Regions from separate parts of the Homo sapiens genome. Here region 1 is linked to region 2. Evidence: chromatin loops called from intact Hi-C (ENCODE). Cell type or tissue: endothelial cell of umbilical vein. All regions are shown on one strand. Each heading gives the region's core, and the rest is flanking DNA. Links, peaks and the distances in the headings are about the cores only.

Evidence for each region. Hi-C counts contacts between places; a loop is a spot of excess contacts. Peaks named below come from ENCODE experiments on the same cell type or tissue, not always from the same donor. Only the 100,000 strongest peaks of a DNase experiment are listed, where the experiment ranks them.
Region 1: it touches region 2 in a loop (4-fold over the local background); 2 of 110 quality-filtered maps call a loop at or near these places.

Annotation. Positions count from the first base shown.
Region 1 is chr18:61,599,790-61,615,463 of GRCh38, forward strand. LOC124904314 (a long non-coding RNA gene) reads right to left here and starts at 7,156. Exons shown (of 7, transcript XR_007066395.1): 1 at 7,062-7,156; 2 at 6,677-6,865; 3 at 5,147-5,322. RefSeq lists enhancers at 6,165-6,801, 6,490-7,689, 6,802-7,437. In endothelial cell of umbilical vein, for the core only: no CTCF peak of the experiment used is centred there; DNase peaks (open chromatin) are centred at 7,142 and 8,752; H3K27ac peaks cover 6,352 bases.
Region 2 is chr18:61,541,013-61,555,655 of GRCh38, forward strand. It overlaps CDH20 (cadherin 20), which reads left to right. Exons shown (of 12, transcript NM_031891.4): 10 at 4,015-4,132; 11 at 8,966-9,217; 12 at 13,178-14,643. The coding sequence ends at 13,683. Among named protein-coding and RNA genes, the nearest start is that of LINC01544, 200 kb to the right of the region's middle. RefSeq lists an enhancer at 13,074-13,581. In endothelial cell of umbilical vein, for the core only: a CTCF peak has its summit at 10,682; a DNase peak (open chromatin) is centred at 10,679.

The DNA of each region.
Region 1 (15,674 bases), core at 3,027-11,026, 55 kb after region 2:
GGCGCGGGGTGGGGGTGGTTCTCACTATGTTGCTCAGGCTGGTCTTGAACTCCTGGCCTCAAGGGATCCTCTGCCACAGCCACTAAAAGTGCTGGGAATACAGATGTAAGCCACTGTGCCCAGCTGAGAACATCAACATTTTAAACATATTCTCTACTTGTAGAGAATATTCAGACTTTTTCTTTTTATCAAAAATTATAAATTTGATTTTAAACTTTAAGTTATTTATTATATACAGGTTAATACTCTAACACTGTACTCTCGAAAAGCTTATAATTTTCAAGCCCAGAGGATCCACCGGTAACAAAATAACATCCCTCCCTGGTGAGACTTACATTCTAAAGATTTGGCAGGATACAAAGAAAAGAGGTGAAGAGAAACAAATATGAAACAAATGTATAAAAATCAGGTGGTGGGAAAAAATAAGAATAAAGCATGTAATGTCAGATGTCAAAGTGGCGAGTAGAGACCTTAGGAAAATGAAGGAATTTGCGGACACAACTATATGGGAGGAAGCTATTACAGATACAGGAGCATCAGACGCAAAGGCCTTGAGAAGATGTTTGCTTAGAATATTGAAGGGACAGCAAGAAGTCCAGGAGGGCATGAGCAGTGTGTGACAGCTGAAGAGAGTGGTCATAAGTGATATGAGAGAGAGTGGAGGCGGGGAAAGATTGTGCATGGTGTTGTGAGTTATTACAAGGATTTTGAGTTTTAACCTGAATAAAGAAAACCCTGGAAGATTTTGAGCAGATGAGAGTCATAATTAGACCTAAAATGTTAGAAGCATCATTCTCGTTTCTGTGTTGAAAATAGATCATGATGCAATAAGTCAAAAAGAGGGATGTCAGTTCAGACATGATTACAAAAACTCAAGGCAGAGACCATGGCAGCTTGGACCAGGGTGATAGTGGTGGAGATGGTGACGGATGGTCAAGTTATGGAGTTATGGGTATACTTTGCAGGAAATTCCAACAGGCTTTGCTGATGATTACACGTAGAGTGGGGCAGGAAGAAGAGAATAAAGTTTTTTGCCTGATAACTGAAAGAATGGTTTACGCTTTTGGAGATGAGGACACCTGTTGGACAAGCAGGTTAGAGAGGGGGTGGAAGGGTGATTATCAGAAGTCCAGTTTTGGAAACATTGGTTTTGAAATATCTATTAGATTTCTGTCTTAGCTAGCGAATGCTGAGTCACAAACCACCTCAAAACTCACATATAAGACACAAAAAGCACAATGCATAAAAGAAAAAACAAGTGTTTTTAAGAAATCAAAATGGTAAGCCACAGAATAGAGGAAAAAATTCGTAACACGTGTATCTAACAACTTGTATCTAGAATCTATAAAGAGCTCTAATAATTGAAGAATATGAAGATAATTTTAAACGGAGCAAAAGATTTCAACAGTCACAAAAAGAGGATAAACAAATGGCCAATAGGCACATGAAAAGGTATTCAACATTACTAGTCCTCAGGAAAATGAATTAAAACTACAATGAAGGCTACGTGCAGCAGCTCACACCTATAATCCCAGCACTTTGCGGGGCCTAAGTGGGCGGATTGCTTGAGCCCAGGAGTTTGAGACCAGCCTGGGCAACATGGCAAAACCCCATCTCTATCAGAAAAATTAGCTGGGCATGGTGGCAAGCACCTGTAGTCCCAGTTACTTGGGAGGCTGAGGTGGGAGGATGGCTTGAGCCCAGGAGGCAAAAGTTGCAGTGAGCTGAAATCTCGCCACTGCACTCCAGCCTGGGTGACAGAGCAAGACCCTGTCTCAAACAAACAAACAAACAAAGCAAAAAAACTACAATGAGATACCCCTACCTACCCATGAGAATGGTTAAAATTTAAAAGACTGACAATGCCAAGTATTTGAGATCACCAATGTATATCCTGTCAAAACTCACTGAACCTTTTAAACGTATGCAATTTATACTACGCAAATTAAATCTAAAATTATTTTTTTAAAAAACTCAATGGGTTAAAGCTATAATTTTTATAGCTCATGAGTCTGGGGGTTAAATGAGAGTCAGCTGCTACTCGGGAGGCTGAGACAGGAGAATGGCATGAACCCGGGAGGCGGAGCTTGCAGTGAGCCAAGATCGTGCCACTGCATTCCAGCCTGGGTGACAGAGCGAGACTCTGTCTCAAAAACAAAACAAAACAAAACAAAACAAAACAAAAAAAGAGAGAGAGTCAGCTGCTTAGGGCTTGGCTCAACTAATCTCAGATGGATTTGTGATCCACTCTAATAGGGCTTGACTGAAGTTCCTTAGGAAGCTCTGCTCCAAATTTCTCATCATATATATACATATATATATTTTTTTTTTTTTGGAGACAGAGTTTCGCTCTTGTTGCCCAGGCTGGAGTCCATTGGCGTGATCTCAGCTCATTGCAACCTCCGCCTCCCGGGTTCAAGTGATTCTCCTGTCTCAGCCTCCTGAGTAGCTGAGATTACAGGCATACACCACTGCGTCCCGCCTTCTCATTCTCCTCTCAGGGCCAGAGGGTTAGCTGAGCCTTGTGCTTCTCATGGTAGTAGCAGAAGCGCAAGAGACAATAAGTGGAAATACACAAGCACTCTTGAGGACTAGGCGTAGTATGTGCACACTGATGGGGTTCAGAACATCTTACCCCAAAATATGGCACATTGGCATTTGAGAAAACAGCAGAAGCAGGAAGGTCACTATCATTCCTCCCTCACCCTTCTCCCTTGAAGCAGGTCATAAAACCTAGGAAGGTCACTCTCTGACCTTCTCCTACCCTTCTCTTCTGAAACAGATCATAAGACCCTCATTCAAGAAGTACCCTTCATATACCCAGAGAAAAGGAAACATCCTTATCTCTGAAGACACAGGGACACAGAGAAAAATCAGAATACACAAGCCTCGCTAAGTTCCTCCCAGTTTAGTACCAGCAGATCACAGCTTTTTGTCCTCCAATCATATTTCTCCATGACTGTCCACTCTTCCTACACCTAAGCATAAAAATACACACGTTTAACTATTTCTTCAGGAGGCTCCCATGCCACACAAAACTTATATTAAATACGTGTTTTTGCTTTTGTCTTTTTAATCTGTCTTTTGTTATAGGGGCCTCACCCATGAATATAGTGATAGGTGAGGAAAAGATATTTCTTTCCCTACAGTACATTGAATTTGGCCTCATCCTGTCAAGCAAGTGACATGACTAAGCCCAGATTCCACAGGGGTGGCAGGAAGAGTAGATCCTGCCTCTCAGTGAGAGGGAATGCAGAGTCACACAGCAAAGGCTGTAGACATCATACAATCAACCTCAACATCCAAATGGGTATATCACACATCCTGGAAATATGTGTCTAGGCTGAAAATATAATGTCATGGTTGTCAGAATGGGAAGGTATCTGAGGCTATAGGGACCAAAGGGAAACCTCTCCTTCACGCTCTGAAGGTTCACTGAAAAATCAACTCACAAAAGACTGGTTAATTGGAGAAAAGGCAAACAAATTTATTTAATGTATATACATGGGGAGAACCACCGAGAGACTGCCCACCCCTCAAGAGCATTCAGAAGCTTACACACCTTCCTGGTGGAGCAGGTTATGGGAGGGGAGGGAAGAGCGATTCTGTTGAGGGGATTACTAGGGAGAATGAGTGGCTCAGGGAACAGAGATGAACTTGTACATTTCCTTGGAAAAGGTTCTGTTCAGGTGTGATTACACTCTTGGACTTACAGAGAGGGGAAGAAGAAACAATTGTTCCTTTTGGCATGTCTAGATCTTAGGCAGATAAAGGTTTGAGGAGAGATGTCAGGAGTAGGGAGATGCCAGAGAGACCTCGAGGCTTCTTCAGTTCAGCGTTTAAAAGCACCACATTTGGGGGTATCTGCTTCTGACTCCTAACAAGGCCATGTGACTAAAACAGTCACCTAGAGAATGAACGATGACAGAGATGAGAAGAGAGTCAAGGTTGGGGAGATGACAGGAGCCAATGGTGGACACTGAAGTGGGGTGCAACTGCTGATAAACTCAAGAGAGAACACAGGTAAGAAACTGTTTTCAAAAAGGAGGAGGCATGATCAACTGTGGTGATTATTACTCCATGAAATAAATAAAACTGCAATCGCTGCCTGATTCTTCTTGAGTAGTCACTTCATTATGGATATATCAGTGTGTTCAACTAGGATGCAGTTCGAATCTAAAAAAGAAACTCTGCCCTGCCATACATGCCCAGCCAGGTAGATGAACCAGGTGAGATTAGCTGAGCCCAGCCAGAACTATATCTTTTGCTATATTTATTCCTTTATAGATGCTGGGGTCATTTCCAACATTAGTGAGATCTATAGTCTAATTATTTATGTAACAATATTTATTGGGGGCCTACTTTTGTCATACACTGTTCTAAGCAATGAGGCTTAGAAAAGAAAATAAGAGCTGTCATAGAGTTTGTTTCAGTGGAGGGAACAAACAAGAAACATAAACAAGTACACATATAAATAAGCAAGTAATTTCAGAGAGTGGTGAGTGCTGGGATGAGGATAAAAGAACACTGATGACTAGAGGGTGACTGGGGGAAGTAATTTTGATCATACGGTCAGGGAAGTCTTCTCCAAGGAGATGATAGTTGGCTCAGATCTAAGTTATTGAATTAGACAAATCCTTAGAGAGTTTTATTACAGTTTTTCGACCCTCCGCCAATGCTAGACTGATACTCAGAAAGAATTCCAGCATCATCTCCTCTTATCTCCCACTCTGCTGAGAGATGTCAATAAAATGGGACAGTAGGCATACCAAGAGAGGTATATGAGATGCCTCCTGGACCATGGGACCTCAAATCTGGGCTTCTCCTGCCAAAGAAGAATCCTTTTCAAGAAATGTACCTAGTCAAAGCTATTCAAAAAACAGAAAGGTCTTCTTTGGCTCAGCAAGTGTGGTTTTTTTCTGTGGCAGGAAGAAAAGAAGGTATTACACTCTGCAGAAGGAAAAATCGTGATTGACTCAGAGGCCCCTTGACTGGTCATGACCTTCCCACTTTCTGCTATCAGAGAAATGAAATGAGGTACCAAGTGATATATGTCTTACCTCTCCCTGAGACCCATTAGCAAACTCAGATGGTAGGAATAGTTATTGGAATGAAGACACTAGCTCAAAGGGACAAAAGAACTTACCCAATGTCACTCGGTTAATAAGTGACAACACGAGAATATGAACCAAGGAGGACTGGTTGTTTCCAGAGCCCCGTGTTCTTTCAACTAAATGTCTCTGCCAGGCTGCCACACTGGACATCAGAAAATAAAAACCATTCAAAGATACAGGGCAGAACCAATTCATCTGTGGAATTCTTCTAAGAGGAAAAAAAAAAGAGAGTGAGAGTAAGATTAATAATGCCATGTTGCATTTTCAACGATGGGCAGTGAGAACAGCACACAACAATTTATAGAAAAAGAAGGTATGTGTATTCCCTGGGGCTGGAAAGTTGTTAGACATTAATAGCAAGAAAATTGTTAAGAAGTTGACAAGAGGCAAAGGAAATGTCCTTCCTTTCTCCCTGCAAAAACCTTGTTGAAGGAGATGTGGGAGAGAACACAGGATGGAAAATCAAAGCAGATTTGGGATAGAAAAAAAAAAAAAGAAAAAAAAAACTCACAGGAGGGAAATATGAGAAAACTTGAAAGAAAGCAATATGAAATAAAACAATTTTGGAGTAAAAAGGAAAATAAGCATAGCTGTTGTAAGAAAAGCAGGATAGTTAATTAACAAGGGGGATAAAAATGTCCTACAGATAATATTTATCATCCTTCCCAGTTTTCCTGTGGCTTTACTTGTGCCCATCTGTCGGCCTGATCTTTTCCAAGTGTCTGTTGCCACATATACAGGCCATTAATTTCTTAAAAATATTACTGAAATTAGATTGCTTCTGGCCTTCTTATTGTTTTAACTTTTTTTAAAAATTGTGTTTGTTTGCCTGTTTGTTTTTGCATTTGGCAAACAGGGAAACATAGCCTTTCCAACCCATAGCATAAGAAAATATGGGAGGGAAACTTCTCTATTGAGAAGCATATTCCTCTACATTTTCAAACCCAGTTTGCCAAATGTACTTGTACACACATTCTTCTTCCCCTGGGGTGAGAAATCTAAACCTGAAACATTCTGACAAGAACAAAGAAAGCAATTGCAAGACTCTATTTATTTGCCTTAGGAAAGAACTTAGCAAAATGGACGATGCTTATTATGAATACGTCCAAGTTAGATTTTAAAAATTATCCATTAGACTCCCTTAGGAAATAAGCAGTTGACACATTCAGATTATACCCATGTTTATTTCAAAAACAGGGACGAAGAGCCTTCTTGTCGTCAGTCACGGGCTGATAGGAGTCTACTTTTAGCTAGGAACGGCCAACGGAAGATAATTGTGCCATTTTAAATGCCACATAATGTTCTTAATCAGCAACCAAGTGTAGAAGGGAGTCTGTAAAGGGCCTGAGGTCCTGATTCAATTTCTTCAGCTTCCCAAGCCCGCTCCCAAAGAGCAGGCAGGCCACCCAAATCCTGCAGCTTGTGAAACCGGCTCTGGCCCCAGAAGGGATTTATGAGCGCTTCACTTCAAGGAATACCACCCAGGTTGGCTGGCTGCAAATGCGGGCTGCCTATTAGTTCTCCTTCATTTCCCAGGAAGTGTGAGTGAGAGAGCTCCCCACCTCCCGATAGGCGACAATCCCAGCCTCTTGACATCTCTCGCGCTGAGCAAACTTTTCACTGGAGGATCCCAGCTGTTCGCCACCTCCCCGCTTGCTTGCCGGCAGTCTGGTGTACAAGGCAGAAGGGGCGAGACACACAGAGAAGAACCAAGGGGCTTTTGGAGGCTTGCTTTTGCCTGAAAACAAATACTTGAGGGAGAAAAATATGTTTTAAAGGCTAAAAGATGGGAAATTAAGCAATTCACTTCCGCAAAACCATTTAGAACGTGGGTGGTGGGGTGGTGGAATAGGGTGGCATTGGGAAGAAACTAGCCTTCTTCTAAGTCAGCCCCTCTGCTGCACCCCCTTGGTGCCAATGTGGCCCTGACGACAGAAGCTCCCTTACCTGGATCCTTTCCATGTTGCTCTAGAGACTGTCTTTTCCTGCTTCAAAGTCTGTGCGCTCTTGGCGGCCACCCACTAAGATCCTATTTCCTGTCTGAAGGACGCCTTGGCTCTCTGCAGGGCAGAGATAACTGATGTGCCAATGAGTGACGAGCTCAGGCATGCAGCCACTTCCCCTCTCTGGAAGGCTCTCTAGTGACTCACTGCTCTGGCATTCCCAAAGGAAGTGGGAAGATTTTCATCAGATTATTAATTTGCATTAATTTTTTTTTTTTTTTTTTTTTTGTAGAGATGGAGGTCTTGCTGTGTGGCTCAGGCTGGTCTCGAACTCCCAGGCTCAAGCAATCCTCCCACCTCAGCCTCCTAAAGTGCTGGGACTACAGATATAAACCACCATGCCTGCCCTAAATTGCACTCTTAAGATTTACACATGAGAACTATATAACTAAGGGTAGATGGTTTTAAATAGTAGGACAATTTAACACCCCCCACAAAAAACCCTTTAAGGGATGCAAGGAGCATGTAAGAGAACAGAATATGCTACCCCATAATATGCCTCTTTGGCATAGGAATTATTTAGAGCTGATTATTTCGAGAAAATGCAGACATAGGAGAAACTCTGAAAACAGAGTAGAAATTACACAAAGAAAATTTACATCTATGAAGGAAATCTCCATTTCGTGTCTCCTTTCTGTACCAGTCTAAATCACTAGAGATGTAACAGCGGAGACAGCACTGACAAATCTCAATAAACCTTACCCTGGTTTGCCGTGCTTTTCCTGGTTACCTCCCCATAACCTGCCTTTCCCACACCCTTCTTTGTTTCAGTTAAAGATGGTATTTATGCCTGAACTCAAAGCCATCTCTTTGGGATTTACTCATTTTTCCCTGGGTGACTCTCATGTATATATGAGGCAGACATGTTAATAAACTTCTATTTTTTTTTCTCTTGTTAAACCATCTTTTGTTACAGTGGGTCCTGGCTAAGAACTCAGACTGGGTAGAAAGAAAATTATCTTTTTCTCCCCTACACTTGCCTGGATGTCTACAGCCAGCCAATGCCTAATGTGGAATTGTAATGCACCCAGACCATTTCATGTTATTAAAGGATCTAAAATTTATATGCAAAAGTGATGGTCTCAGCAGTCAGCTCTTTTGCAGCCTCATTCAGTCTCAGCCTCCTTTTCCTCTGAGGCTGTGATAAAGGCCAGCGTTCCAGCCTGGAAATGTAATGTCAGCTCATGATCTATCCTAGCAAGTATCACTGTGCTTTCAGAGCACACCAATGGGAGCAATTACCTGCATTTTCAAGAAACCGTGTTTGTCTGAAAAATCTCCACATTTATTTTCCCAGCTAAAAACAATGAAAATAAATCCTGAGTGGAGAAGTGACCACTATCTTTCATTCTGCACCTGCCAACTTTGCTTTGCTACATACATCACTCAAGCCTGACCATTACAAGCACTTTCCCAGTTTTGTAGAAAGCACAGTTGTTTACTGGTCATAATTTTAACAGGGGGAAAACTAGACTCTGGGTATGAGACATAGAAACAACCAATCACTGATCTGGTTATTCCTCGACTCCAAGACTAGGCTATATTTAAAACTTACTCCATAAATTGCTCATACACAGTGTTTGTAGTACTCAGCCCTCACTAAAATGTTAGCAATCTACATGGTTACAGCTAGCCCTCCCTCACCCCAGTACTGAAGTTTCCTTCCTGAATAGTTTCATTATTTATTAATAATGAAGTAAGCTGAGTAAGATCTCCCTAGGTCTAATTTAAATAAAGCAGAATGTAAATGAGCTATTTCCTTGGATTTTATGCTATGCTGATTAAGTAACCATGTACAAACCTTCAGGTATACAGTTAAAAATAAGAAGGAATACACATTCCCAGAAAAGACTCAAGCTTGTCCTAGACAATAGCCTCAAAAGATTAAGAGCACACAGCAAATCCCAAGATTCACTTGTCTTCAGTAATTCAGTTCAGTAAACTTTTTTCAATCATCTACCATGTACAGGTGACTGGGCTTGTCATTTCGGAGGCATAAAGATGAATAAGACATGGTACCTGCACCAGAAGAACTTATCTATTTCTCATCCATTAAGGTATGGACACCTTATTAGTACCAAATTTTATTTTTCATCCCCAACAAGACTTGCATTGGACAGGATCAAACCATGTCCTCATTCTGTGGCATGAATTGAATCCCATAATCAAAATGCCAATGCTGAAATAAAGGAGGAGGGAAATATTAACAATTTTTTCCTAAGAAATTAATTTGTGTTGATTGGAATCTATTTTCCCAGGGCACATTTTTTTCCCAAAAAATTCTTGGATGTATTCTCAAATATTTGTCTTCATTGTAACTTTGCTTCTGGTTTGCTGTAAGACCTATTCTTCTCTATGTTTTATTACATGAAAGGAAAGGAATCTAGCTGCCTTCTCCTCTGCAAAACACAAAACTAGTGAGACAAGGCTGTTAAAAGAATGAATTCCATCATGTCTTGTGCAATTTGGAGAATTTCTCTTTAGCTGAAATTTTGAACACAGACAAAATGCTGAATATGTAATGCCCAGAGACAACTAATTCTAATAAGCCCTAAGAAGAGACAGTGTTTAAATGGAAATTAGCAGTATGAGATTAAAAAGGAGCATGAGGTAGGCATGTCAGGAAGGCTGAAGCCATAATGAGCAGTAACCTTTTCTCAAACACTCTTAAATCTGTTGCCCAGCCTAGCCAACTAGTCATCCAAATGCATCATCATTTGAGAAAATGTTCTAACCTGAGTCTAGATTTGCTTGGATATGAAGAGTACTAAATATGTCGCCCCCCCCACCCCAAAAAAAATATGCCACTTTGGCATGAGGATTATTTTGAGCTAAAGGCAATTGAGAACCAGCAGATGGAGGAAGAGCTCAAATTTCCTCTAACTGCCTAAAACTAAAGAATAAATTTTCCCTTTTGTAAAGAAAACTTATATTTAATAAGGAAATTCTCATTTGCAAAAGTGCCTCCATAGCAGGAAGAAAGCTACTCAGGAGACAGCTCTTATCACTGAGACACTCTTATCTGCATAACAAGGCAATCCTTATTTACTATACATTTCCTCCCCTCACCTTCCCCTAACTTGTCTTCCCCATACAGAAGCCCCAAGCCCCTTTTCCTTTGCTTAACCTAAGAGGGTGTATGAATCTCAATCTGGCTGCCTCCTTGAGCCACATTTTTTTTTTCTGTGATTGAGAGCCACATTTCTTTTCTCTGCTGCATACATATATAATTAGAACTGTTTTTTGTTTTTTGTTTGTTTGTTTGTTTGTTTTCTCTCTTGTTAATCTTTCATCAGTTTGATTTATGGGCTTTAGTCATTGAACCTAGAATGAGACAGTAAAATGGATTTTTTTTCCCTCGCCTTCAGAAGCTGCATGCATTCTAGCAAAGATGTTGATGGTTCTTTCTATGTACTCTACAACAGCAGTCCCCAACATTTTTGGCACCAGGGACTGGTTTCGTGGAAGATAACTTTTCCACAGACGCGGAGGGGACAGTTTCAATATGAAACTGTTCCATCTCATAAGGAGTGCACAACCTACATTCCACACTTGCACAGTTCATGCTCCTATCAGAATCTAATGCCGCAGCTGATCTGACAGGAGGCAGAGCTCAGGCAGTAACACTCACCCACTGCTCACCTCCCCTCTGTGGCCTAGTTTCTAACAGGCCACAGACTGGTACTAGTTGGGGACCCCTGCTCTATAACACCTCTGAAAGGAGTTTAATCTAGATTACAGGGAAACTCAAATATGCTAACATAAGCCAAGAGCTCTTCCTTAAATGGGGAAGATTAATGACAAACTTCTGGGCTGTCCAAGTTCTTGGGGCACTTCATGGCTCATACAGCTGGCGAAGCTCTGCACCATCTTTCTCATGTTTGACCTAACATCCTGTGTCTCCATTGTATTTCATACCATGTGTCTCCCCAGCCCAAATTCAAAAGAATATTTAAGACCTTCCAACAGGATCTGAAAGGATGACCCTTTGAAATGGGTCATTACTAGTGCAAAGAACAGTTTCTGCCAATAAGAATTTCCCATTTACCCCTAAAGGGCAAAGATTATATTTCACTGATATTTGTGGGTTATGTTCCCCACACCTCAACCCCAGTACGCAGCACTATGCCTAGTTCAAATTAACACAGCAGGAGTTTGTGAAGGAGGAAAAACTTTTTCTCTGTTCCTTAGGAGGCCTGCAAATTAAACTGAAAAAAAAAAGAAGAAGAAGAAGAAGAGGAAGTTTATTTGCTCATATAATGGGCATATATGCAGGAGTGCTCAGTAAATCAAAGAAGTGGTTAGAATGTGGGGCTTATGTACTTAAGTTATGAGAGAAAAGGAAGATGGAAGAAAAGACATCTATGGGAAAAACAAATAAGTTTCTTTAGGAATGATAGATGGATTTTTAGGAGAACAAATTAAAGATAAGAAAGTTTGTGATAAGTGGTCTATCTTCTTCATGGTCATGAAACTCCCTGGAAGAGCGAATCTGTGGTAGGTTAACTCTTGGTCTGTCTCCCAAAGACCTGCCCTAAAGAGAGAATTTATGGCAATCTCACATACCAGAGGTTCCTGCTTTTAGTCAGATAAGGAATGCTTCAAGAAGGCTCCTTTCTGTACCTGTTGAATCTCAGATGTCTTCAACTTAATCTTTATACCAACTCTTCATTCCAAGTGGGTCCCCATATGTTCAATTAATGAAGATGGAACTGGATGAAACACTATGTGGAGCATGGTTCCTAGGTGAGATAAGCTAAGCAAAATGATTCCCATGCTGATCACTGAAGGACTTCATTCTTTCTACGAGGCACTAAATTAGAATTCTATTAGGTGGAGGCTACAGTAACTGCCCAGTGGGTTCACCTTGCCTGCTGCCTAGACAGAGCCAATTTATCAAGACAGGAGAGCTGCAATAGAGAAAGAGTTATCCACACAGAGTCGGCTGTGCAGGAGACTGAAATATTATTACTCAAATCAGTCTTGCCGAGCATTCAGGGATTGGAGTTTTTAAGGATAATTTGGTGGGTTGGGGGCCAGTGGTCAGGAGTGCTGATTGGTTGTGTTGGAAATGAAATCATACGGAGTCAAAGCTGTGCTCTTCTGTTGAGTCAGTTCCTGGGTTGAGGGGGCACAAGATCAGATGAGCCATTTTGTCAATCTGGGTGGTGCCAGCTGGTCCATCAATTTCAGTGTTGGCAAAATATCTCAAGCACTGATCTAAGATTTTCCAATAGTGATGTTATTCCTAGAAGCAATTTGGGGAGGGTCAGAATCTTGTAGCCTCCAATTGCATGACTCCTAAACCAAAATTTCCAGTCTTTTGGCTAATTTGTTAGTCCTATAAAGGCAGTCTAGTCCAAAGGTAAGAAGGGGGTCTGTTTGGGTAAAGGGCTGTTTTCTTCTTTGTTTCCAATGATAAACTAGTGCCTCTCAATGTAAGTTTGGCCTATACCCTGGAATGAACAAGGACAGCTTGGAGGTTGGAAGCAAGATTGCATTGGTTAAGTTAGATCTCTTTCACTGTCTCGGTTATAAATTTGCAATGCTGGTTTCACTACTGAATGCATCTCTTTGGGATCTCAGCTAGAAGAACCAACTGTTCTGCTTCAACTCCAGGCCTGATTACTTGGACCAAGGTAGTGTTGAAGCTCAGAAAACAATACCACAAAGTATGGTCTTTGGCATGCTAAGCACTTTGAATTAAAGGAAATTAGAAGGCTTTAGAAGCTGCCTCAGAAGCAAGGTCTCTCTGACCTTCCCTTTTTCTTCCTCCAAACACAAGGAGGAGCTCTCTCTAGGGAAGTTAGCTGACTGAGGACAGTACTACCAAAAGAAACACAATTACCTTCAAACATTTGTCTGAAATCTCATTGTCAGGGGATTAGTCACTGAAGAAGAAAATGAAGGCTGTTCCCATGCCCATCTGTACAGACCTTTTATCTATTCTTCTGAGGCCTGTTACCTGAGAGACTTTATCAGCATAACAACTGTTGTTCACAGTACAGTTCTGTCCCTCAGCTTCCTATAACTTGTCACCATCTTCCCCAGAGCCCAGAGAAACTTTGTCCCAGCCTATTGTCTATTCTTTAAGCCCATATATCTCCCCTAAAAACCATTTACTCTTCCTCTAAAATTGTCTACATCCCCCACTTTGCTCTCCCTTACAAACAGGGCATTTCAGTTTCAGCCATCTGGCCCTTCTTCAGGTGTTCAAACTTTGTAAGCCTTTTATGCACTTGCACATTAATACTGTTGTATGCCTTTTCTCCTGTCAATCTGTCTCTTGTGAGTTTATTTCAGCAAACTCAATTACTGAGCCTTCGGAAGGAAAGTTTAGCTTTCCCTACAGTGATGATAAACCCACCTCCCACCCATGTTTCTTCTGCCGAGGCACAGGTTTTCTCTTTGTTTTGTGTTGTTTTGTTTTGAAAATTAACTTGACTGGGAAAATCAAACTATATGGACAGAACTTAGGATGACAGGATGGGTTTTGAGAGCACTAATTTTGTGGCATATTGTTTTATCCAAGTTTACTTTGCAGCTTGGTTGGCATGTATTCAACCATCCTCAGCATTACGTGGAGAGAACCACCTTCTCAAAGACCCTCATTTTAGTCTTGGACCTTTTCCTCTTCTGCTTTCTCTACTGGACACTCTCTCTACCCTACCTCTGCAAATTGGCTGAACAAAGTAGTAAAAAAGCATAAGATTTGGATACAGTTTCTGGCTAAGCACCCTAAAACTCTGTAGGCACATCTCAGCTGGTTGCCCAGTCTGAACCTTGCACCATACTCTTGTTGGAGACCAGAATATGCCACTCCAAAATATGCCTCTTTGGCATAAGGATCATTTTAAGCTAATTATTTTAAGAAACTGCAGACACAGGAGAAGCTCTGACACGTTAAAGTTACCCATTGTAAGGAAATTTACATCTATGAAGGAAATCTCCATTTGTGTTGACTGTTTTGTTGTTGCTGTTGTCGTTTTTAGAAACAAGTTATTACCATGTTGCCCAGGCTGGTCACCACCTGCTGGGATCAAGTCATCCTCTCATCTCCCAAGTAACTAGGACTACAAGCACATACCACCATGCTAGGATGGAAATCTCCATATTTAAGGTTGTCTCCCACTGTATATTAGGAAGAGAAGAATGACTCTAAATCGCTAGAAACTATGAACACAGAAGGCAAATCTGCATAACAAACTTATTGACAAATCTGTACAACAAACTTATTCTTATTTACCATGTGAAATAGTTTGGATCTGTGTCCCCATAAAATCACATGTTAAATTGTAATCTCCAACATTGGAGGTGGGGTCTGGTGGGAGGTGATTGGATTATGGGGGTAGATTTCTCATGAATGGTTTACCACCATTTACATGATACTGCTCCCGTGAGAGTGAGTGAGTTCTTATGAGATCTGGTGGTTGGAAAGTGTGTGGCACTTCCCCACCTCTCTGGCTCCTGCTCAGGCCATGTGAAATGCTTCCTTCGCCTTTGCCTCAACCGTGATTGGAAGTTTCCTAAAGCCTCCTCAGAAGCTGAGCAGATGCCAGCACCATGCTTCCTGTATAGCCTGCAGAACTGTGAGCCAATTAAACCTCTTTTCTTTATAAATTACCCAGTGTCAGGTTTTTTTTAGAGCAATATGAGAATGGCCTAATACACCATGCTTTTCCTGGATACCTCCCCATAACTAGCCTTCCCTACACCCTTCTTTTTTTATTTCAGATAAGGATGGTATTTAAGCCTGAACTCAAAGCAACATCTTTGAGAATTACTTATTTCTTCCTGGGTATCTCCAATGTACACATGAGGCAGACATGTTAATAAACCTGCTTGTTTATCTTTCACTTTGTGTTTTGTTACAGAGCTCCATCTCACTAAGAACTATGAAGGCGAAAGGGAAACTTATTTTTCCCTCCCTTAATCTCTTCTCTTCTTCACCCCAGCCTCCTCATACAGTACCCAAAAAAGAAGAGGTCATCCATAGAAATATAAAAAGAGTGACAGACATCTTCCTTCTTCTCCAGTCTCTGCCCAGGTATCACAATACTAGTAGCAACTAAGAGAACTAAACATATTATAAATGTTGGGAGTTTGGAGGAGTTCATCTCTGTGGGTGCTCTGCTTGAAAGCTGCACTTAAAGCCAGACCTTCAAGATGTCAGAGGCATTTGAGTCAGAGTGACTCCATCTTGAATAGGGGCTGGGTAAAATGAGGCTGAGACCTACTGGGCTGCATTCCTAGGAGGTTAGGCATTCTAAGTCACAGGATGAGACAGAAGGTTGGCACAAGGTACAGGTCACAAAGACCTTGCTGATAAAACAGTTTGTGGTAAAAAAGCCGGCCAAATTCCACCAAAACCAAGATGGCAGTAAAAGTGACCGCTGGTAGTCCCACATTATATGCTAATTATAACACATTAGCATGCTAAAAGACACTATCAGCGCCATGACAGTTTATAAATGCCATGGCAATATCAGGAAGTTACCCTATATGGTCTAAAAAGTGGAGGAAAGAACCCTCAGTTTCAGCAGTTGCCACCACCACC
Region 2 (14,643 bases), core at 6,644-14,643:
GAATTTCTAGTCTACTAAGACCTGAAATGTTATGCAGCCAATAAAAGTTATAATGCAGAATTTACAGCCCAAGAAACGATCCATGTTATTATAAGTAAAGAAGGGAGGTATAAAAACTACACCTACATGCTTGCAGTCATGTAAAATTATGACTGCAAGTGAACAATGATCGAGAGGGAAGATGCAAAAATAGTATAATTACTGTGCTAAGGTAGTTGAGTTTAAGTGAGGAGGTTTGGGTCTTTATTTTAATAATTTTTGTTTTATATTATAAAATTTATATATATGTAATATAAACTTGTTATAAAATTATATGAATATTTTGTTATGATAAAATAAGCTAATTTTAATCTATAATACAAAGAGGGTGATAAGTAGCAGAGTAAATTAAACCTCCTTCCCCCCAAAATAAAGGGCTTCAGAGTAGGAGAGGTTGCATTCTAACAAGTGAAGAACATTTCAACTATCTCTCCTGTTTTTGTAATCAAACAAACATAGTCCCCATTTCTAAATGCATCTTTTAATAGTTTGTTATACAGTGATCTGAAGTACAGATCTTTCACTTCAAGTTCAGTCTGTCCCATTTGTCACCTTTAGGCCAAGATACTGAAAATATTAACCTTTGATTTGGGCTCTGGGAAATGTTTTGAAGATTTTTCAAAAGCATACAGCTCAGAGATACATCTGGTTTATAAAGTATCGGGCCTCCTTGTGTTTACTTGTTGGATACTGTCCTCAGCTTCACATCTGACAAGTCCAGACACATGCTTCCCTCTTAGTAAGCAGCCTTGAAGGAAGCCCATAAAGAAATCAGATAACATACTTGGTGATGGACAAGGGCGGAATGAAACCAGCTGAGCAGAATATTGCACGACAAGTGGGGCTGAGGAAGAAATCTGACCTGCTGGGAGAACAGAGAGCAGGAGAGCGGGCCATGCGCTCCCAACCCAGACTTAGCGATTTGTATCTTCACTCACTCATGCTTTAAAGCCCTGTAAGCAACCAGCTCTGTGCCTCAGGCCCCAGTCTCACCAATATATACACAATACGCAGGCCAGATATTCTGAAACGACTTTCCCAACTATGTTTATCAAATTACGTAGAATCACCTATGTGTAACATGCCTCAAGAAATATGTTACCTCTCTATGTGTTTGGCACTACAAGCAAGCTGAAAAGTGCCGGCTCTGTCTCCAGGCAGGATAGGACAGGAGGGTAATCCTGGAGTGTGAGCAGCACTGATACTAGGATTGGCTGTGAGCAAGTTTATCTCCATTAGTCTCCTGGCCCTCACCTTCCTGGGAACTCCATTCCCCCTACTTTCAGGTTCAATAGTTGGGGTCTCCAGGAGGCATACCCTGAGATGGAGTTCCAGTATAAGGTGTTTATTAAGGAGGGCCCTTGGGGCCAGCACCTGTGGGAGGGAAGTGAAGGAAGCAGGACTGGGCAAAAGAAGTCCAGCTGCCATGCAGACTAACTGCCTTAGCTGACTTCTCAGAGAGTTCCAGAACTAGAGTTTCCCCAAGTTGAGATGGGATAGCCAGACCCGTATACTATCACATTAATTAGTCACTGGATGTCGCCCTGGAAGGATGTGGTGACCATGGGTGTCTCAGTCGGTTTGTATTGCTATAAAGGATTACCTGAGGCTGGGTAATTTATAAAGAAAAGAGGTTCATTTGGCTCATGGTTCTACAGGCTGTACAAGAAGCATGGTGCCAGCATCTGCATCTAGGGAGGGCCTCAAGCTGCTTCCATGCATGGAGGAAGGGGGAAGGAAGCCAACATGTGCAGATCACATGGTGAGAGGAAGCAAGGCAGGAGGGGAAGGTGCCAGGCTCTTTTTAACAATCAGCTATCACAGGAACAAAGAGAGTAAGAACTCAACTCATCACCAGGACGACTGCACCAAAACATTCATGAGGGATCCACCTGGATGACCCCAACACCTCCCACCAGGCCCCACCTCCAACAATGGGGATCAGATTTCAACATGAGATTTGGTGGGGTCAAATATGCAAACCATAGGAGTGGGTAGGTGGCTCTCTGCAATTGGCAATCCCTAAAGGGACTGGTAGGTGACGGGGAAAAATCCTTCATTGAAGGGGGATCTGAGCAACACAGTGTCCAAAAGGCCCCGATGGGAGCTCCCCCTACCACCACCCCCAGTTATTTAATCTTCAGCATATTGTGAGAGTTAGCTTTAGCTCCCCTAATTTACAGATGAAGAAATACAAACTAAGCAAGCCCAGCTGGGACCTCAAACTGACCTTTGATGTCCTGGTTCCTATGGTGGTAGAAGCACAGCTGGCTTTTAAACAGCAGGATTGGCAAGTCTACAGGGCTGGGCCCAAGATGGGTAGGAATAGTCTGTGCTGTTGCTTGGTAGAAGAGGAAACACATATGAAGGAGGCTGCCGTTCAATGCCTCTTCTGTAACCCCCTCAGCCTGCCAGCTCCTGTTCCAGTCGTCTGTTTCACACAGATTTCTTTAATAGCTTTTACATCATGGTCTCCACAGACTTCATGCAACTTACTCCTTTGAAAAACATTATGGAAAAGGCAAAACGTGGCCAGTGAGTCCAAGAGGAAGCCACCTGACCTCCTGCTCTCCCCACTCCAGAGTTCTGCTTCTGACTCTTGTCTGTTCTGCATTTCTACTCTGGGGATCCTGTGCTATCTTTGCTAGCTCTCCCTCCTGCCAACAAAATGTGACTCTCTGTGACCCATTCCCTCATGTCTGTTTTCTGTTAACCTGACATGGCCAATGCCAATGGGTCACTCACTTCTCTTCAGGTCATGGTCATTCTTAAATAGGGGCTTCTTAAAGACAGCAATTTAGCCCTGAAATATTGGGCCAGTGATGAGGTTAAGTAGATGAGGTGAGAAGAAAATATGGGGTCAAGCAGGACTTTGTGGCACCCGAGCCCTTTAACTCAAAGTCTCTTATTTTTTAGACTGCCTAGAAACGGCTGGCCGTGGTGGAAGAATATATGTTATTTTGATGTCTAACATCTGAAGTATTTAGGTAACATTTATCCTATGCCTACTAACATACTCAAGCCCAACCCTAAAGCAAAATTAAATCCCAAGGTGTGTGATGGCATGGAGACTGTGCAGGGAAGTTTCACATGGAACGGGAGAGTTCCCTTATCCCCCTTGCAGAACAGGGGTGTGCCCTGCTGCTCAAACCCCTAGGGGAAGCATGCAGACGGGCAGGTGCAGAAGCCATGGGGAGCGCTTTTGGGCTCTGGCCCAAAGGCAGCGTCTAGGACTCCTGAAGCCCAAGTGGGCGTGTGTTACAGTGTGCTCACTCTCAGCTACGCCTTCTGCAGACGGCTTGTATTAGCTCAATAGACCCTCTGCCTTATCACAAGGACACAGGGCCAGTGTGACAGCCTGAGTTCTTGCCCAGTGAACTGGAAAAATCAGATCACACATGGGCTGGAAGGCTGAGTGCAACGTTTATTGAGTGGTGAAGGTGGTTCTTAGTTAAATGGATGGGAAGCCAGAAGCGGGGGATGGAGTGGGAAGGTGATCTTCCCCCGGATTCGGGCTTCCCAGTGGCCAGATTCTTCTCCAACTGTCCCGGGCTGAACTTCCCTTGGCATCCGCATCATTCCACCATCGCTAGTCTGCCAGTGTCTGCTGGTGTGCTCCTCTTCTCCTCTCAACATCCAGCTGCTTGTGTCTGTGCCCGCTAAGGTCTCAAGTTCATATGGGTACAGAATGGGGGGCGTGGTGGGCCAGAGTGGTCTTGGAAAATGCAACATTTGGGCCCAAAAACAGGAGTTCCTATTCTCACTTAGATCCGTGGGCACAGGCCAGAGGATGGAGCCCTCACCAGGAACCCTGCCCTTCTCTACCCAGCATTTCCCTGCCCCTCTCCCATACCAATGATATCCTTCTCATAAGGTAAAACATCCCACCATCGCGTTTCCGGGTTTGGGATTTAACTGGGCCCTGGTGCTTTTTCCTTTGGCTCCAACTCACCTGATTTCATGTCCCTCCCTCAGCTGATCCAGACAGTGAGTGCGGTGGACCAAGATGACCCACGCAATGGTCAGCATTTCTACTACAGCTTGGCTCCTGAGGCTGCTAACAACCCCAACTTTACCATAAGGGACAACCAAGGTAATCAGGTGGATGGTTGGCTATCTGTGCTTTTCTACAGCATAGGCCAGCTACTTTGGGTTACTGTCTTATGCAAACAGTGTCAAAGGCTACCTGTTCCATACCAGCAGGGAGGATGTTAATAATTCAGTGTATTTTTTTTTTTTTTTTTGAGATGGGGTCTATGTTGGCCAGGTTGGTCTTGAACTCTTGGCTTCAAGCAGTCCTCCCATCTCAGCCTCCCAAAGTGCTAGTATTACAGACATGAGCCACCGTGCCCAGCCTCACAGTGTCTTTTAAAGTTTTGTTTCAGAACAACAAACACAGAGAACCCTTTGCCAACTCTAAAACTCATTCAGTCAGTAAGTCGGCAGATGTTTACTGAGTGCCTGTCCCGTGCCAGAAACACTGCAAAGCACAGAGGCAAAATCCTTCATTCCCACTGGTAGCAGCCCTGTTCATATGTTCTGTAACAACGGGAAAAATCTGAGAAAGATAGAAAGTGATCTAGGATAAAAAATAAAATACAATAAAATAAAAAACCCCTGGGGGCACATTTCTAGGCAGAGATCAAAGCAGGAAACAGTAAAAAGCTCTCCAAACAATAAGGAGACAAAGGATAATAGAGATAACAAAGAGCAAATACAGGACCATAAACACAGTTTTGGCACTGAAACAGCTTTATTACTTTAGAATGATTTAGAGAAATACTTTCAGGTAGGGTTCCCTATCCATAAACTGCTCCCCGCTATAGCTTTGATGGAACAGAATTCTAGGCCCCTTTTTTCCAACAAGCATTCAGACCAGCTAAGGGGCTCATAGACCCAGCACACTCTTCTTTGGGCACAGATGGGAAAAGGAAGGACTTTTGTTCTGTAGCCAGATGATTTGCTTCAAAAGAAAAAAAAAGGTCAGGGCAATGGAAAAAATAAGTTAAACTGTCAAATGAACCTCATCTGTTGTTAACTCTGCTGCCAGCTAGCCAGCTGACCCTGGGAAGGTCATCACTTCTTGAGACTGCAGTAGCGTCATTTTCATTCCGATTCTAAAATATTAATTGCCGCTTTGTAAAAATCTAAGCAAAGGGTAACAAAAAGTCATGATTAGGTTAGGCACGCCTGGTTTTAGTTTCAAACATCAATTATTTGAGATTAAAAGTATTACTTCAACCCCACATGACAGTTTTCTGCTGTAAAACTTGAGATTCTCAAACCTGTTTTCTTCTAAATGGCAAAGCATTCTTCTAAGTCATCCCTTCAACCTCCTACATGTCACCATAAAAATACTATAATAATTCTGGAAGGAATGGTAATATGAATTATAAAGGCAGAAATACTTCAATTAAATATCCTGAAGTTTTTATTGGGTCAAAATTTTGAACTATTCATTTATCTGCTTCATAGGGAAACTATTCCCGCAAAAAGTGCTTTCAACCTAGGATTGGCTTTACAAAGGCAACCCTGGGGAGGGAAAATAACACATTGTAACACATTATATTTTTTCTTCAACTGTTCAGCTAAGCTATCATTCTAATGAGTGAAACAAAATGCAGCAAAATGCTGCAAATTTCTTAAAGAGGACTTTGGGCACCAATTTATGGAACCAATTCCTTAAAAAGATGGGCCACCGGCACTGGATGACTATAGTAAGACGTGACTCATCTCTTGGAAGGTTTCCCAAAACAGAAGTCAGCACATCTTCAACAGAAAGCATGAACTCTTAATCTCCAAATGACAATTTATCTCACGAGTATCCTTTACTGGGGCTCATTTTAAAACTGAACAAGTCTAGGCACAGTGGCTCATGCCTGTTACTCCAACACTTTGGGAGGCTGAGGCAGGAGAACTGCTTGATACCAAGAGTTCAAGACCAGCCTGGGCAACACAGCAAGACCCTATCTCTGAAAAACATATTTTAAAAATTAGCCAGGCATGGTGGCACACACCTGTAGTCACAGCTAGTTGGGAGCCTGGGACAGGAGGGTCACCTGAGGCCAGGAGTTTGAGATCAGCCTGAGCAACACACCAAGACCCCATCCCTAACAATTTTTTTTAAGTAGCCAGACATGGTGGCATGCACCTGTAGTCCCAGCTACTTGGGAGGCTAAGGTGGGAGGATCATTTGAGCCCAGGAGTTCAAGGCTGCAGTGAGCTATGATCAGACCACTGTACTCCAGACTGGGTGACAGAGTAAGATCCTGTCTCTAAAAAAAGCCACCACAACAAAAACTGACTAATATAGGGCAGATCTACTGTCAACTACCTCTGTTCCTGTGCCTGAAACATGATGTCCTTTTATGAACACAACAGGGCACTATCTCCAGTAAAGCCTTTTTTTACTTTTCAGCCCCAAAACATTATGAAAAGAATTATGTGTATATAGTACTTTACAGTTTCAAAGTATTTTCCCATACCTTATTTGATATTTACAATAATTCTGTGAGGCTTTAAGGAAGTTATTAATCCCTCTGATTCTTATTGTCCCATCTGATAGATGAGGAAAGTAAGCAAATGGCCCAAGACCAGAGTCAATAAGCTGAATAAGCATTAAAACTGGGATTAGAAATTGAGTCCTGTTTTACCATGCCCCCCCACTACACCCCCGCCCCACACACACAGTGTTCTGTGTCACCTCAGAAAAAAATGCTGTTTCCAAATAAGTTACTAAAGTCCTCATTATCACATTCAACAAAAATTTTCCAAGTGGCTACTATATGCCAGGCCCCTTCCAGCACTGGACTCAGCAATGTGATGCTCTGATATTTTTCTTTAATCTTAAATAATTCTTAGATCAAGAAACATATATATCGTAGGTATAATACTTTTATGAATTTCGGCTCTAGTCAGACTTTCTAAAAGTCTCATGACCTCACCTGGATTAAACCAAAAAAATAAAAAAAAAGTTCTGATTAGAGAAAAACCTGCTTTCTGAAAAAACAAGCAATTAAAACTACAAAGTGGAATTGATAGTATTTAGCTATTAAGTCTGGAACACAGAAAGGTGCACGGGTTGTTTGGTAGGTGGAAATATGAATATAATCCTCAGGTTGGCATCCTTTCTCCATTGGGAAGAAAATAAGAAGTAGCCTGTATCAAAGCAGGAAGAGGTTATGCTTATCTGAATTTTTTTTGACAGTTAATATTACTAAACTAAATAAGCAGTTATGTAGCACAATGGAACATGTACATGTTTTGGAGCCAGAGAGACCAGAGTTCAAATCCCAGCTCTGCTACTAACTAGGTTAGTGGCTTCAAACAAATAATAAAATCACTCTAGGCCTTACTTCTATTTCTGAAAACGAGTAAGATTATTACTATGTCCAAATTGTGAAGATTGAGTGAGATACTGCATGCAAAGTCCAGGTACATGGCACATGAGCCTTTAGTAACAATAGCTGTTAGCATAAAAAGCAGAGTGGAGGAAGAAAAGTTAATTAAGGGGTAATGTGTTACTCAGAATAGCCCAGATTATGCTATGGGAACAACTACCACAAAAATCTCAGTGGCTTAGCACAACTACAGTTAATTTCTTGCTCACATACAGCCTGCTGTGGGTCTGAGCTCAGCGTCCCAGGCCGCCCCGCTCTGCATCTCACACCCTGTGGTTCTTTCTCAGTAACTACAGCAAGGAAAGAGCATGGAGACTTACACACCAGCTCATACAGACTTCTGCCTAGAAGTAACACAAATCACTATTGCTCATCAACTAAAGCAAATCACACAGACATACCCACATTTAAGAGGATAGAAAAGTGTAATCCTTTATTATGTCCAAAATGGGAAGAAGAACCAGAAATATTGATAATCACTAATAATGTTTTCTTAGGTTAGGCTCTCAAAATTTTTTGTGATGTTCTAGACTCTTTCCTATGAAATATGAAACACATCCATGGGACCTCTGTGTTGGTGGTATTAGCTTTGAGAATCACTTCTTGCATGTCCTACTACATCTCTCAAATTTTTCCTCTGCTGAAAATAATCTGAGCTTTGCAAAAGTATATCTACTTTAGAATTCAAACCTACACCAGGAAACTTGAGAATGTAGATTTTAAAAATGAAAACTCCCACAACACAATATGTGAATATAAATGTAAACACACACACATACACATCCCAACTTTGTAGAAAATATCTAATAATTTGACTAATCCCCTTTAAAACTGGAGGAAAGATTTCTAGTATTGATCAGTAACAAAGTTTCACCAAGTTCATTTTAACTGCTTAAAGTGAGACCACCAACCCAGGAGAAATAACAAGGTGTGTCATATGATTAGGGGATTTCAAAGAAGCTTCTACTAAATGAGCAGGTTCTTTAGGAAACACAGGAGTTGGTGACTGCATTTCAGAAGCATAAAAGAAAATAGTAAAAGACGTGAATTCCAGACAAAGCGGCAAAAATAAGTAATCTGCCACAGTCACACAGGCTCCTCAGCATTCTTTTCCTGGAGGCGCAAAGCAGCACTGGGGCCTTGGCAAGCTGCTGAGCAGGAACAAACAGTGACCACAAGTCACCAGTGATTGTTCTTTTCTGTCAAGCTTTCCCAGGGACATTTTTGTTAGATCTGAAGTCTGACAGTTTGCCTTGGGCACTTTATGTCACAAAGGATAAGACAGACTCAAAAAAAAAAGAGGCTTTCTCTTCTTAGGCCTCAGGGTTTTGCCTAAAAGCAAGCAAAAAGCATGGTTTCTGAATCCAAATGCTGATCCAGGCAAACCCGCCATGGTTGACCACTACCAGGGAATATCTGACTATCCTCTTTCCTTCCTACACCCTGCCCCTGCCCCCTTGCTTTCCTCAATCCAAGAAATTAATTCACCTTCCCTTTTCCAATCCTGGAACCCCTCCTTCTTTCAGATAACACAGCACGGATTCTAACCAGGAGGTCTGGTTTCCGGCAGCAGGAGCAGAGTGTCTTTCACCTGCCTATCCTGATAGCAGATAGCGGGCAGCCCGTGCTGAGCAGCACAGGCACACTGACCATCCAAGTGTGCAGCTGTGATGACGACGGCCACGTCATGTCCTGCAGCCCAGAGGCCTACATGCTCCCAGTCAGTTTGAGCCGGGGCGCCCTCATTGCCATCCTCGCCTGCATCTTTGTCCTCTTAGGTGAGTAAGGGGCTGCTTTCCCTTCTGTGGAGTCCTGCCAGTGCGCACTCAGACATTTGTTCATTACCTTCCTGACACAGCTATTCAGAACTGGTCTTCCACACCTTGCTTACTCAAAAGGTGGTAGAGTGAGGCTGCACAAAAAACAGTAAAGAAATTGAGGACAGTCCCTTCTTCGAGGTGTCTGTGGCAAGATCAAAGCACATATACTTATAAAGTATCTACTATGAGCTGGGGCACCACACAAGGTGCTAGGATTAATAAAACAGACAAGTCCTGGCCTTCCTGAGTTTACTTCAGAACAAAGCAGGTTCATTTTGACATCATAGAATCAAAATTACAATTTAGACAGGATTTGATGATCACCTCTTCTAACCCCTTCATTTAAGTAGTAGCTAAGTCACAAACGGGTAAGTGACAGGCTCAAAACCAAAGTCAGAGGCACAGCCAGGGCTGAAATGCAGGCAGGCTATATACACTGGGCACCCCTGTGGCTCAAAGGCACTGCCTTTCTCCTAAATGCTCATCCCGATTCTGGAGGTGGTATTACAGGAAGGGAAGAGGGATAAGGTATCCTGGTTGGAAAAGTGACAGGGATAGACGCCACTTCAAACAGGGTAGTCAGGGAATCCCTTACTGATAAGACCTTTGAGCAGAGAGCTGAAGGAAGTGATGGTGTGAACCACACAGATTTCTGGAGAATAAGCTGTTTGGGGTGATTAGTACACCTCCTAGGCACCATGGCCATCTAACCAGGAACAGTGACTAAACAGGGTCAGTTTGCCTCTGCTGAAGAAATAAGGACATAACAGGCTAGCAGTGGCAGAACACTACTGGGGTAAGGAACCCTTCCTTCTTCCTCTCAAGTCATACTGCAAGGTGGCTCCCCAACTCCCTGGTATGTAAGGCCATCCTTGCAATTCTTTTCTAATTCCACACTCAAAAACAGTGAAATAAAAACACCTAAACCAACTCTTGCAAAAAAGAAAGTATCTGTACATATATCCTTGCTCTTCTTATTGAACTAATCTATAGCATATATATCATGCTTAGAGAAAAACAGATTTAGTAGATACTAGTATTATTCAATACAAAAGAAGTCCGAGTTTTCTGAGGGAAAAAGCCCTGAGGATTGAAATTAGAATAGAGGTACAGATATTCACATACACCCTTGATCCCAAGTTCACCTCTATACCAAGAGACAGACCAAAGAAAGAAGTTCCTGTGTAAAATGTCAACACTTGATTTTCTAGGTAGGTCCGTGCAATGTGCTTCTCAAAATACATTTAAAAATACAACATGTGGTTTAATTTTGTTGTTTTAGTTCAGTCCTACGTAAAGAGAGGAAGAGTATAAATAAGTAACCTTTCTAAGTTCTTGGATCCCTGTGTCAAGAGAAAATTGTTACGGTTTCTGGTCCCTGACTGCATTGACAAGTAAAACCTCCCTGCAATTCCTTGAGTTTCCATAAGGTGGCATTGGGAGTCCTTTAGCACAGAAGTGGATGACCTGTAAGAGGCCTTTGAAGAAACTTGTTCCTGGGAGGAATTTCCAGACTGGCTGTCCTTACTTCTATCTTTGGAAAATGTCGAAGTTAAAAGTTCGCCCTGGCCCACAAAAAGCCATCATTACAGAAATACTGATTTAAAGAGACTGGCTTGGAGAGGCTCTCAAGTTAAAAATGGTGTGCAAGGGACAATTTATCTTATCCCTTCCCACCCACGATGATGTCTTGTCTTTTAAACCGTACAGAAAAAGTAAACAGTTTTCAGGAGCTAAATTGAGCAGAGCTGTCATAAAATCCTCACAGTTTTAAGTACCCTTACTTCTAAGAGTACACATCCCACATTAAAAATAATTCATCAAACTTTAAGATTTGACTTGCATTTGTCAACAAAATACTATATTTTATAGACAACTAAATAAATTAATTCTGACTTCCTGGGTTTTTTTTTTTCATGTCTCATATATGTATCTAGTGCCTAGAAAATCTCATAAGCTCTACGCACCGTGCCTATAGTACACGAAGAATAAACCATCCCTAGAACTAATTCTCTTCTGTCAGAGAAGCCTTTCAGCTGAATAAGACCATTTTCCTCAAAATCTGATTTTCAGGGCATCATGTAATATTTGTTATGTAATATTTGTTATTTACCTAATTAGATTACCTTAAAAAAAAAAAGACATGTAGCTGTCTTTATTTTTCAAAAGACGGACTAGTTCTATATAAACGGCCTAATTCTCCATGACCATCAGAATTCTCTCCAGCAAGGTATTCAAAAGACTTCCAATTTTGCTTCCTAGCGTTATCCAAAATACCGCCCCTACCACTTCAAGGTCACCTCTGTGAAGCCCTACCCAGTCTCCCAGGTAAAATTCACTGGCCCTGCCTCTGTACTCTCCCAGTGACACTTGTGGCTCTAACAGCCCTTATCACTGTCTGACTTGCATTAATTATCAGCATCCATAATCTCCTTAGATTACAAGCTCACAAGAGCAGAATCCATGTCACACTCAATATTGTTTCCCCATTGCTTAGCATAGAGGATTAAAAATACTTGGGTTTAATAACTTTACTGAATCCTGCAAACACAGCATGCTCACTTCGAATCTCACGTCTCCAACCTGCATCAATCCAAATCACACTCCAACCTTTCAGGCTCGATTCAAGCCCACGCTTCCTTAGAGTCCTATTAGTCTCTTTTTCTCTAGGAATCCCACCCTCCTTTCAGTCCACGCCTCGTATTTTTGCACACAGGGAAAATACACATGAGCGTATCATCGTTTCCTGTGTATGTTTTGTCACCAAAGCTATCTGGGAAAATATTACGTATTAATGTCATTAATTGCAATTGATAAAAAAGCACATCTACATTCAAAAAAATTTTTAAATCATTGTTGTGAGTTTTATTAGTCGGTAATCTTTTACTGCATGTATGAATGTACTCCACTTTCTCCCCTTGGATAAACTGGGGTCTTATTTTGCAGTGCTGTCAAACTGTCACTGTTCACCAGCTATAACAAAGCACACCAGAAAAAAAAAAAATCAATAGCAGTTCTACAGCTAAAACCTCAACACTCTTCCTGGAAAACGTTTTCAGAGAGATAAATAGCTCAATGGGATTATCTCTATCTCTCCTTTAAACCCCAGCGAACACATTCTAGGGGGGAAAAATGCATTTGTTGGGATAAAATTTTATCCAAACCTGCAAGGGCACATCTAACAGTGTGGTGTTTCTTTGATAACATGATGAATTATATAAAAGGCCACTGCTCATTCTCTGCCTTCCATAAATACCCTTGGGTCCAGAAAGCCACAACCACCTCTTTAATGAAAGGCTTCTCTGAGGAACCTGAGTTTATTGGACCCCAGGGATCACTTATGTTCTGTTGTTTTTTAGAGGTATAAAAAGACTACAACTTTGGTGCACACTTAGTATGTGTGTCTCTATGCATATTAAGATATGATTATATACAGAGTAGAATCCTATTAAGATGCTAATATACGGAAGCAGAATTCCACCTACATAATAAGACTTTCACATTATAAGAGGATAAATGTATATTTTTCATCATATAAACAGAGCACGTGATCTGGTCCTTAGAGTATGTTGGTCCATAGCAGGCCTTTGTGCTTTGTTAGTGGGATTTTAAATTGGGTGTTAGGTGTAGACACACAATTTCAAAACAGCAAGCTGATGGTAAGCGACTATAGGCAACTTTTTCTAATTAAACCATTTGAAGAAATACAGGGCTTCATTGTCCACAACCTGACTTACAGAAAGAGGACAAAGTGGACTTAAATTAGAACTCCCCGAGGTTTCAGATATCCAAAAGCTATCTCTGAGCCCTCCACTCGGTAGCCCTTCCCCTATCCGTGGTGAATCAAGACTACTTCTAGTCACCGCACACACAGCCACATCTCCTCGGTAAACACACTCTCCTTTTTGTTCCTGGCAGTGCTGGTGTTGCTCATTTTGTCCATGAGGCGGCACCGGAAACAACCATACATCATCGACGACGAGGAAAACATCCACGAGAACATCGTCCGCTACGACGACGAGGGCGGCGGCGAGGAGGACACCGAGGCCTTCGACATCGCGGCCATGTGGAACCCCCGGGAGGCGCAGGCGGGGGCCGCCCCCAAGACGCGGCAGGACATGCTGCCCGAGATCGAGAGCCTCTCCCGCTACGTGCCTCAGACGTGCGCAGTGAACAGCACTGTCCACAGCTACGTGCTGGCCAAGCTCTACGAGGCCGACATGGACCTGTGGGCACCGCCCTTCGACTCCCTCCAGACGTATATGTTCGAGGGGGACGGCTCTGTGGCGGGGTCGCTGAGCTCCCTGCAGTCGGCCACGTCGGACTCGGAACAGAGCTTCGACTTCCTGACGGACTGGGGGCCCCGCTTCCGGAAGCTGGCCGAGCTCTACGGGGCGTCGGAGGGACCCGCGCCGCTGTGGTGACGGAAGCCAGGAGGCAGGCGCGCGTCCAAATCCAGACGTTCTCCGCGGGTGCTTCGCGGACAAGGTGCAGCCAACCACACGAGCAATACTGTGCTGGAGAGTGAGAATGGGGGTGAGCAGGCGAACAGAGCTCTCTCTGGATCAGCTTTACTTGGGTAGATTAAGTTAAATAAGCAAAAGGAAACCCAGAAGGAAGAGGGCAGAATCTTTAATTACCTTTTTTTCTTTTCTTTTTGATTTTTCTGACACTGTGTGCGAAGGCTTGGAGTCCAAGGTGTTCTGACAAGGGTGGCTTTTCTCTGCCATTCGCTAAGGCCTTTGTCACTTTTCCACCACAGAAAGGCTCTGGCCTTGGATACAGAGATGCCAATTGAAAGCAGAAAGTTCTACTCTCGTATCTGTTTTTTATCTTATCTTATTCTCCATTTAAGAGTTTTGCTGGCTCAAACCACAGAAACCAACCCACAAGAAAGAACAAAAAACTTGTTACTCAGTGAAATTAACCTACTTGTTCTGGGATGGATGGAATTTCCCGTAACCCTTTTGAGACAAGGTTAAGACTGAATCAGCCTTGCATGGGGGTGGATGGGTGGGAGGGTGGGTGAAGGAAGAGACATTGACTTTATGCTCAAGTTTAGTGGCTGAACCAAGAGATGTTGGCATTACAGCTCATCCAACGCCATCAAGTTAGAGTGCTCGTGTCTCCTCTCAGCTATTTAACTGTGCCCCTGCAAAATTGTTCAGAATGAAACCAGAAAAATCTGCCTCTTTTGCACTGTAGATGTCTCTTCCATGTGCCAAATGTGGAGATTAGATGCTACAAATGAAAGCCAAATAAAAAAGAAGTATCTGACAAAAGCATGGGTTAGAGGGCTTTCCTAATCTGTGTGAGGTCAATCCAAGGGATGTTTACATACTGTAGATAACCTACTTGAACAAAAATCAGTATTATAGAGAATA